Regions from separate parts of the Homo sapiens genome. Here region 1 is linked to region 2. The links are chromatin loops, found by intact Hi-C in ENCODE. Cell type or tissue: GM12878. All regions are shown on one strand. Links, peaks and the distances in the headings refer to the core of each region. The heading gives the core; the rest is flanking DNA. Region 1 overlaps LOC105374946 (a long non-coding RNA gene). Region 2 has its middle 450 kb from the start of LINC01108.

Region 1 (4,389 bases), core at 161-4,160, 420 kb before region 2:
GTTTTTTATTCCTCATGACTATGAGCCACAAAGATCTTTGGGAAACTCCTACAGGAATCTATACTTCAGAGAAAGGAGGGCAGAGGGAAGTTGCTGAAATATATCTGATTGTGTAGCTGGCCAGGGAAGAGAGAGACTTTGGTCATAAGGAACAGATGGTGATGATGGGATAAGAGGTCTGAGGCCAATCTTGGGACCAGCAGAAGAAAATAAAGTCTTCTGGAAAACCATCTGTGCTAGGAGCTCTCTCACGCATGGTTTAATTGAGTGTTTCCAAATGTCTTCCTTGGAACTCTAGTCCCAGGAGATGTCTCGTAAGAAGAGGAATCTGAGTTTAAATATGTTTGGGAGATGCTACATATCACATTATTGTCTTGAAGAAGTCCTACAATAAGAAATCCATTTAGATTCTGGGCGCGGTGGCTCACGCCTGTAATCCCAGTACTTTGGGAGCCTGAGGTGAGCGGATCATGAGGTCAGGAGTTCGAGACCAGCCTGACCAACATGGTGAAACCCTGTCTCTATTAAAAATACAAAAATTAGCCGGCTGTGGTGGTGCATGTCTGTAATCCCAGCTACTCAGGAGGCTGAGGCAGGAGAATCACCTGAACCTGGGAGGCGGAGGTTGCAGTGAGCCGAGATCGCACCACTGTACTCTAGCCTGGGCGACAGAGTGAGACTCTGCCTCATAAAAAAAAAAAAAGAAAAATTCATTTAGTGTTTCTCCTTCATCTCATTAGCAGGATTGCCATGTCCAAGGAGATGTGCATTTAAAATGTTGGAAGATATTGCAAATTTGCATATATTTCTATGTCAACCGATGATGTATGAGACCTCCTTGTGACCTAGCATTTCCTTTTTTTTTGAGACAGAGTTTCGCTCTTGTTGCCCAGGCTGGAGTGCAATGGCGTGATCTCGGCTCACTGCAACCTCTGCCTCCTGGGTTCAAGCAATTCTTCTGCCTCAACCTCCCAAGTAGCTGGGATTACGGACATGTGCCACCATGTCCAGCTAGTTTTGTATTTTTAGTAGAGATGGGGTTTCTCCATGTTGGTCAGGCTGGTCTCAAACTCCTGACCTCAAGTGATCCCCCCACCTCGGCCTCCCAAAGTGCTCTGATTACAGGTGTGAGCCACCGCGCCCGGCCCCCCTTTTTATTTTTTGAGACGAAGTCTTGCTCTTTTGCCCAGGCTGGAGTGCAGTGGAATGATCTCGGCTTACTGCAACTTCTGCCTCCTGGGTTCAATCGATTCTCCTGACTTATCCTCCTAAATAGCTGGGATTACAGGCAACTGCCACCATGCCTGGCTAATGTTTTTGTATTTTTAGTAGAGACGGGGTTTCGCCATGTTGGCCAGGCTGGTCTCAAACTCCTAACCTCAGGTGATCCACCTGCCTTGGCCTCCCAAAGTGCTGGGATTACAAGAGTGAGCTGCTGCGCCCGGCCAGCATTTCCCATTTTTATTTGAGTGTGGAAACTTCCTTTTTGGTAATTCCTATTAATAGCCCATACAGCTGATGTTCCAGAAAATAGTTTGGGAATAGGGTCTATCTTATTTTGAATTTTTCAAAATTTTTAATATTTTTGATACTGGTCTATTTTTAGTCTTCTACAATCTGTGTACAGTGTGCGTTACTATCCTCTTTCTATAAATGAAGAACTGAAACTCAGAAAGAAACCTGACCACTTCTTATGAGGTACACTGTCTCTTAACGCCTAACCTACTGAACCCTGCCCTAGGGCACAGATGACAGCTGAGGCTGTACTTGCTGCAACAATCCACTTCTACTGCTAGGGGTTGAAACTCTAGATCCCTTTCCTCTGCAAGCATCGTGCAGTACACTATTGTTCGGTTTCTATGGTCTTTTTAGCACAGTTGTCTATTTTCAGTGCATTGCCGGTTATTAGCTACTGTGGCTTTTCTCTGTAATTCTATCTGCCATATATTGGAGCCTTTTTTTGTTTTAATTTTTTATTAAAATAGAGATGGGATCTCACTATGTTGCCCAGGCTGGTCTCAAACTCCTGGGCTCAAGTGATCCTCCTGCCTTTGGAGGCCGAGGTGGGCAGATCACGAGGTCAAGAGATAGAGGCCATCCTGGCCAACGTGGTGAAACCCCATCTCTACTAAAAATACAAAAATTAGCTGGGCGTGGTGGTGCATGCCTGTAGTCCCAGCTACTCGGGAGGCTGAGGTAGGAGAATCACTTGAACCTGGGAGGTGGAGCTTGCAGTGAGCTGAGTTCACGCCACTGTACTCCAGCCTGGCGTCAGTGCAAGACCCCATCTCAAAAAGAAAAAAAAAAAAGGAGAGATATACTTCTTCTTTTTCCTTTAATTATTTTTAATTTTTTTTTAAAAGAGACAGGGTCTCACTATGTTGCCTGGGCTGGTCTTGAACTCCTGAGTTCAAGGGATCCTCCTGCCTCAGGCTTCCAAAGTGCTGGAATTACAGGCATGAGCCACCATGCCCGGCCAAGATACACTTCTTAGAAGGTATTGTCATCTTTATTTAAGGCTCGGAGAGGTTGTTGCTTACCCAAGGTTACATAGAACCAAGATTCACACAGTTTTGTTGGACTTCTTCAAAGGATACTGCCTTTTTTGGAAACATGTTTTGAGCTCCAGGCAACAACCAATGTTTGGAACCCACCTTATTGCATAATTTGGGACTACCCTAATCTTAAACCTCATTGACAATGATTGGCTGCTTTTGACTCTAGAAATGACTCTCCTGTGTCTCCTGAGTCCTATTTGCCTATCCATTGGTTAAGATCTGCTTTGGTCTAAACAGAGTTAAGGCCAGGCATGGTGGCTCATGCCTATAATCCCAGGGCTTTGGGAAGCCAAGGCGGAAGGATCATTTGAGCTCAGGAGTTCAAGACCAGCCTGGGCAACATTGCCAAATCTGGCCTCTATAAAGAAAAAAACAAAAAACAAAAAACTGGGCGTGAGGAGTACCTGTAGTTCAAGTTACTCAGGAGGCTGAGGCAGGAGGATCCCTTGAGTTCAGGAGCCTGAAGCTGCAGCGAGCTTTGATTGCACTACTGCACTCCAGCCTGGAAAACATGGTAAGACCCCGTCTCAATAAAATAAAATAAAATAATAAAATAAAATAAAATAAAAATAGCCAGGCGCAGTGGCTCACGCCTGTAATCCCAGCACTTTGGGAGGCCAAGGTGGGCAGATCATAAGGTCAGGAGTTCAAGACCAGCCTGGCCAATATGGAGAAACCCTGTCTCCACTAAAAATACAAAAAATTAGCCTGGTGTGGTGGCACATGCCTGTAATCCCAGCTACTCGGGAGGCTGAGGCAGGAGAATTGCTTGAACCCAGGAAGTGGAGGTTGCAGTGAGCTGAGATCGTGCCACTGCACTCCAGCCTGGGTGACAGAGTGAGACTCCATCTCAAAGAACAACAAGAACAACAACAACAAACAACAGCAACAACAGCAGAGTTAGCTATGATATGATGCGTTCTTATCCCCTACCCCTCATGATCTCCCGAATCTTTCCCCCTCTTTCCTCCTGTCCCTCTGTCCTTCTCTTTCCTTCATTTTTTATAAGACTGGCAAGGTTCTGTCTTCTCTCACGATATAACATCTTCATCTTCTGCCCAGTTGGGCATCAAACAAATGATTTTATGAAAGAAATCAAGACGAGACTGGGTTTGGTGGCTCATGCCTGGAATCCCAGCACTTTGGGAGGCTGAGGTGGGCGGATCACCTGAGGTCAGGAGTTCGAGACCAGCCTGGCCAACATGGGAAAAGCTGGTCTCTACTAAAAATATAAAAATTAGCTGAGCATGGTGGCGCATGCTTGTAATCCCAGCTACTTGAGAGGCTGAGGCACAAGAATTGCTTGAACCCAGGAGGCAGAGGTTGCAAGACAGGAGGCAAAGTCGGTGATTCTCAGTCATTTTCCCTGCAGCCCACTTCCCCCACTTCTGCCCTCATTCAGCCCATACCCCAATTTTTCCTACCTCTTCCCTCACCTTCTTACTTCCTGCCTCTCCCCAGCTAGGGAGGTTTTCCCATAGCTGGAGATTTTCCCTAAAGGGACGAAGCCTAGGGAAGGAGGATAAAGGCATAGAATAGACCCAGTGTGGAAGAGGCGTGAGGGTGAGGGGCACTTGGGCAAGGTGCATGGATGGAAATGAAGGAGAGGAAAGGTCTTCCCATCTACACAGGGCTGAGGATGCACAGCTTCAGAGTGACCACAAGGACGCTGAGGAAAGAGCAGTGGGGATGGAATGAGACAGACATGGAAGGCAGGAGGGGGCCTGCAGAGAGGCAGAGTCACAGAGCGCACGACACAAGGCTGAGGCAGGTGACAACACAGACATTCTGGAGAACAGAAGGGCATTCAGGGAGGAGAGCCAAGGCCACA
Region 2 (4,389 bases), core at 273-4,272:
TCTCCTTCACTTTCTTACAAGTGAGCACTGATCCAGGACACCTCTTGCACACAAATCTGTCTCTGTTTCTTGGGGAATGTAACTGAGTACCCGTCCTATGACCCCTTACCTCAGTCCCTAAGTTAGAGTCCCATCCTCTGGGCTATTGATTGCTCTTTGTTAATTTCTCCTTAAGCACTTCTCCCATTGCACTCTTGCAGAGCATGGTCCTAGCGTCTCCCCCAGTGACCGGGATCTCCCTGAGGGTAGGAGGCAGTACGTTGTTTTTCTTTGTGTCTGCAGCACCATTCCCAGTGCTTGGCTTTTGGTACATGGTGAATGAGCAAGTGTGAAAGGGGATCACATAGTAGGCAGAATAGCATGGGGAAGAGGGTGAACTACGGATTTGAATGAGAGCGTTATTGACAAAAATGAAATAATACAGGCTCTTCTATATCTTCCAATTGAAGGGACATTCCTATTGAACCTTTCTATGTATACACCCATAAACAAGGCTCTCACTTTGAGGTCCCATGCAGTTCCTGTCACTTTAAGCACCTTGGGAAATTCCAGTGAGTTGAAAGAATTCTGAACTTTATTTTTCCTCTTGTCCTGTATTCGTAAGACTGGTCTTCCTTTGCTCTCCCCTTCCTTCATTCTTTCTTCTCCTCCCCTTCCTTCATTCTTTGTTCTCCCCTTCCTTTTTTTCTCACCATTTTTTCCATCTAGGTCGAGGACTAGTTTGTTGCCCAGGGAATTACAAAAAAGTGGTGGCCAAGGACTAATCCTCTAGTAGTCTTATTCTTCAAGAAGTTGAAGAAAAAGTCGAGTGCCCTTTCAATTCCTACCCTTCTCTGATTTATCACTCTGAAAGTAATGATGTTCAGCTTTCTTGCTCTAGAGGAATGATTCAGGTAAAGCCCCACTGAGGGCAAAAGGTAATCTGTACCAGGTTTCAGAGTTACCAGTGTAATCAATCAAAATGTGTCATTAAGCCCCTGGCTGCGTGTTCTCCAAATGGAGTCAGTAACACCCAACCCTTAAGCTTATGGGTTAGGGGGACCTCCCCACCCCTCCCTTCTGTTTCACTTTGATGGGGTCCACCTTGGATAAACTCTCTGGTGCTAAAAAAGTACTGAGAAGTGACAGAAAGTTGCTTCACATCTACTCTATTTTTCAAGAAAAACATTACTATTTTCTCTGAATATGGAACCACCCCAGTGCTTCTGTGAAGTGGAGCTGGGTTATTCAGAGGCCCTTTCTGGTTTTATCTTGTCTTTCACACACTTGGCAGGACAGGTATTCTGATCTCCAGTGCATAACTGAGGACAGAGCACATGGAGGGCAAGAGACCTTGAATAACTATAGAGCTGCTTAACTCAGCACTGGGATAGGAATTCAGGACTCCCTACTCAAGGTCTGTGCCTCTAGCACTAGTCCACACCAAGGGCATTTCCTTAACGGTGGAGATTTTCTTCATGAGTACATTCATTCCCCTCAGACTTAAAAGTTGTCACAAATCCCAAAACTATACAAAGCATGAGCATGGCATTGGTGGCTGTGTGTGTGTGTGTGTGTGTGTGTGTGTGTGTGTGTGTGTATGTGCGCTGGGGGCAAGGGACCTCAACCCCACAGAGACTTAGCCTTACCTGTTGTAGGTAGCTGATGGGAACATTTGTTCCCTGCTGTCCTTGTTTCTATTGGGGACATGTTTCCATTGAGTAAATCCCCTGGCCGCCTGCATCCTCTCTCTCCTTCACTTCATTGGAGGAAGAGGAACTTCAGTCGGCCTGGGAGAAGCAATGGAAGATGTACGCCTCACCTATTCCTTTCTCTCTGGGAAGAGCCTGAGGAAAGTAAACATCCTCTGCCCCTCCAAGCCTTAACTTTTAAGTGGTAAATCTCCATGTTGCAAAGTTTCTGTTTGCCATCAGTGGTACAATATTAACAAGCCCAAGGACCTGAAATGATAGCCACCAACCAAGACTTTGTCAACTTAAAAGAATGGTGATATTTTCCCTCTATCTGCCTGATTCCTATTCCTCTTAATTGGCTCAGAAGTTGGGCAGGAAAGAGGGGTCCTATTTATTGGGTACCCTAAAACCCCAACATAAGGGAAGTCTTTTCTGGTTTCCTCTGGGAAACCTTAGGTTCAACAGTGGCCTGTTGTGGATAAAGATCTACTCTTGGGGGTGACCAAGGATTTGGGGGCAGGAATTTGGAATGAGAACCCAGGCAAGCTGAACTAAAATGCTAACTGGGCAAGGGTGTCCTGTCTCCAGTTTGATGACCAAGGGAAGGTCCTGACTCACTTGGGGCTTATGAAGGGTAACAAGGGGGACTTCTCAGTAAATCAACCACTCACTCTTCATGTGACAGTAAAAGCAGTCATGGAACAAACAAACTTCCTGCCAAGGCTCCTTCTTGTTACCGCAAACTTTCAAGTGTGAGTAACCATGTGAGCAAGGGGGAACCCAATAATTACTAGAATAATTCCTTTGTGTGTGCTGAAGTTCAGTTCATATCTGACCTCCCCAGCCAAAAGTAATCTCTCTTCTCCAGACTTCTACGTCCAGTATCTGGAACTTGCATTTGAGACTTACTATTCCTGACTGGCTTTATTATTTGCTTAGTCATTGTGGTGGTGGTTCTTGCTTTTTGTGCATTTTATCTCCAGTCCCAAAGATTTTAAGTTTATTAGGCATAAGGACCATGTCGTATATCTCCTTGTATTTTCCCTGACCATTCAAGGGCCTAGCATAACATTTACTTGCATTTGGAAGTGTGGAAATAAATGAAGACCAACCAAATAAGAATAAGCACAGGCTGTTTATTCAGAGCTACTATCGTTTGTGTTTTGGCAGAGACTCAAATGCGGGCAGAGGAGTGGGAAAACTTCATAGTAGAAAAAAGGGAGGCTCCAGGTATGTGCTGATTGGAGGCTGTTGGTGTGGGAAGCTGGAGGTGGTTCACTAGAAGCACAGATGCCTATGTGATTGCTTAGGGTGCATATTTGCCTTTCTCTGGTTTGTCCTAAGTTGGAAGCAGGGACAAAAATCAGGGAGGCTGTCCATTGTCAGTCAAGTTCTGGCCATTTGGAGCTGATTCTTACAGGGGTTATTGTTTGGCTTCCTAACTTGTTGATAGAGATAGTGGTTAGACTTCTAGAGGTCTGGCTGATGATAGCAGGCTGGCTTCCTGGGCCGATTGCTGTTGCTAATGGGTTGGTGTCCTGGGCTGGCTGCTGTAGATTGTAGGTTGGAGTTGTTTTTAATTATGGCTTGGCCGTTGTCCATTTGTATATTCAGTCTCTTGGTGAGTATCAATAAATCTTGCTTGATTAACTAATAGATTGTTCTGACTATGGGTTGAAGCATGCCCTTTGAATTAATATTATTTCTCTTTCTCCTCACTGCTTGATCAACTGTTTGACAGGTATTCTCCATTTGATTTTTATAACATGACCTTAGAAATAGCGCAAGGGAGAAGGAAACTTGCTCCATTTTTGCTCCTTTTCTTAATTACCTCTTTACAGACCCTATCTCCGAATAGAGTTACTGTCTGAGGCTCTAAGGGTTAGGGCTTCAACATTTGAAGTTTGGGAGGCAGTGGGGCATAATTCCCCATCATACTCTTTGAGGGCCTCATTTAACTGAATATGCTCAGATCTATCTCAACTCAAACACACTCTGAGCCTTTGGCCTGGATGCATCCAAAAGAAGTGAGTAGAATGCTCAGGTGGCCTGTGACTTGCCGTGATTCACTGACCAAACACGAAGGAAGTGGAGCAGATGGTCACGCCATTAGAAGGCAGTCTCTCCTCAGGGAAGTCAGTCTCGTGGATTCCAGTGGCCCTGAGAATCACGATGCTAGTCTTCAAAAGAATAAGAAAGACCGATAAAAGATTGCTTCTGCTCTAAGTTGAAAGTGGCTTATGGCAGCTTCTCTCACCCCATTGACCAAGCCCATTCGCTAAAGCCCGTAACAAAAGGATTTTCCCCCCTAACATTTAGAAATGGCAAAAAGCAAAGAGATGAATCATCAAATAGGCAGAACGCTCTTCCTACACCTCTTTTACCTGAGCAAAAACATGACTTCCTGAAAGAGTACAAAGAGAGAAAATTGGTAGGAGATGACTAACAGGGGTGACTGTGCTGATGCAAAGAATGTCAGGACAGCATGAACTTTAGAAACAGGCAAGGTTAGATGCTGAAACGGAGGCGGGTGAGCACACTCCCTCAGGAAATCAAACTCAGGGAGAACCGTGAATAAAAGGCTCCCCAGAAAAGACGTGAGTGTGTAACTTACTTGACATTTCCACCAACGTGCAGCAGTGGGTTGGGTATGATGGTTCTAAATACCCAGTGACACATATTTACAAAAGAACTGTGTGGTTTTATTTTAAATGAC

The links. Peaks named below come from ENCODE experiments on the same cell type or tissue, not always from the same donor. Only the 100,000 strongest peaks of a DNase experiment are listed, where the experiment ranks them.
Region 1: a loop joins it to region 2, with 2.3 times the contacts of the local background. A loop is called at or near these places in 1 of 110 quality-filtered maps.

Annotation. Positions count from the first base shown.
Region 1 is chr6:15,148,721-15,153,109 of GRCh38, reverse strand. The region is part of intron 2 of LOC105374946 (a long non-coding RNA gene); the gene reads left to right. Among named protein-coding and RNA genes, the nearest start is that of JARID2-DT, 94 kb to the left of the region's middle. In GM12878, for the core only: no CTCF peak of the experiment used is centred there; a DNase peak (open chromatin) is centred at 1,759.
Region 2 is chr6:14,732,967-14,737,355 of GRCh38, reverse strand. No RefSeq gene overlaps it. Among named protein-coding and RNA genes, the nearest start is that of LINC01108, 450 kb to the right of the region's middle. RefSeq lists a silencer at 955-1,034 and enhancers at 4,347-4,389, 3,308-4,389. In GM12878, for the core only: no CTCF peak of the experiment used is centred there; a DNase peak (open chromatin) is centred at 2,375; H3K27ac peaks cover 2,192 bases.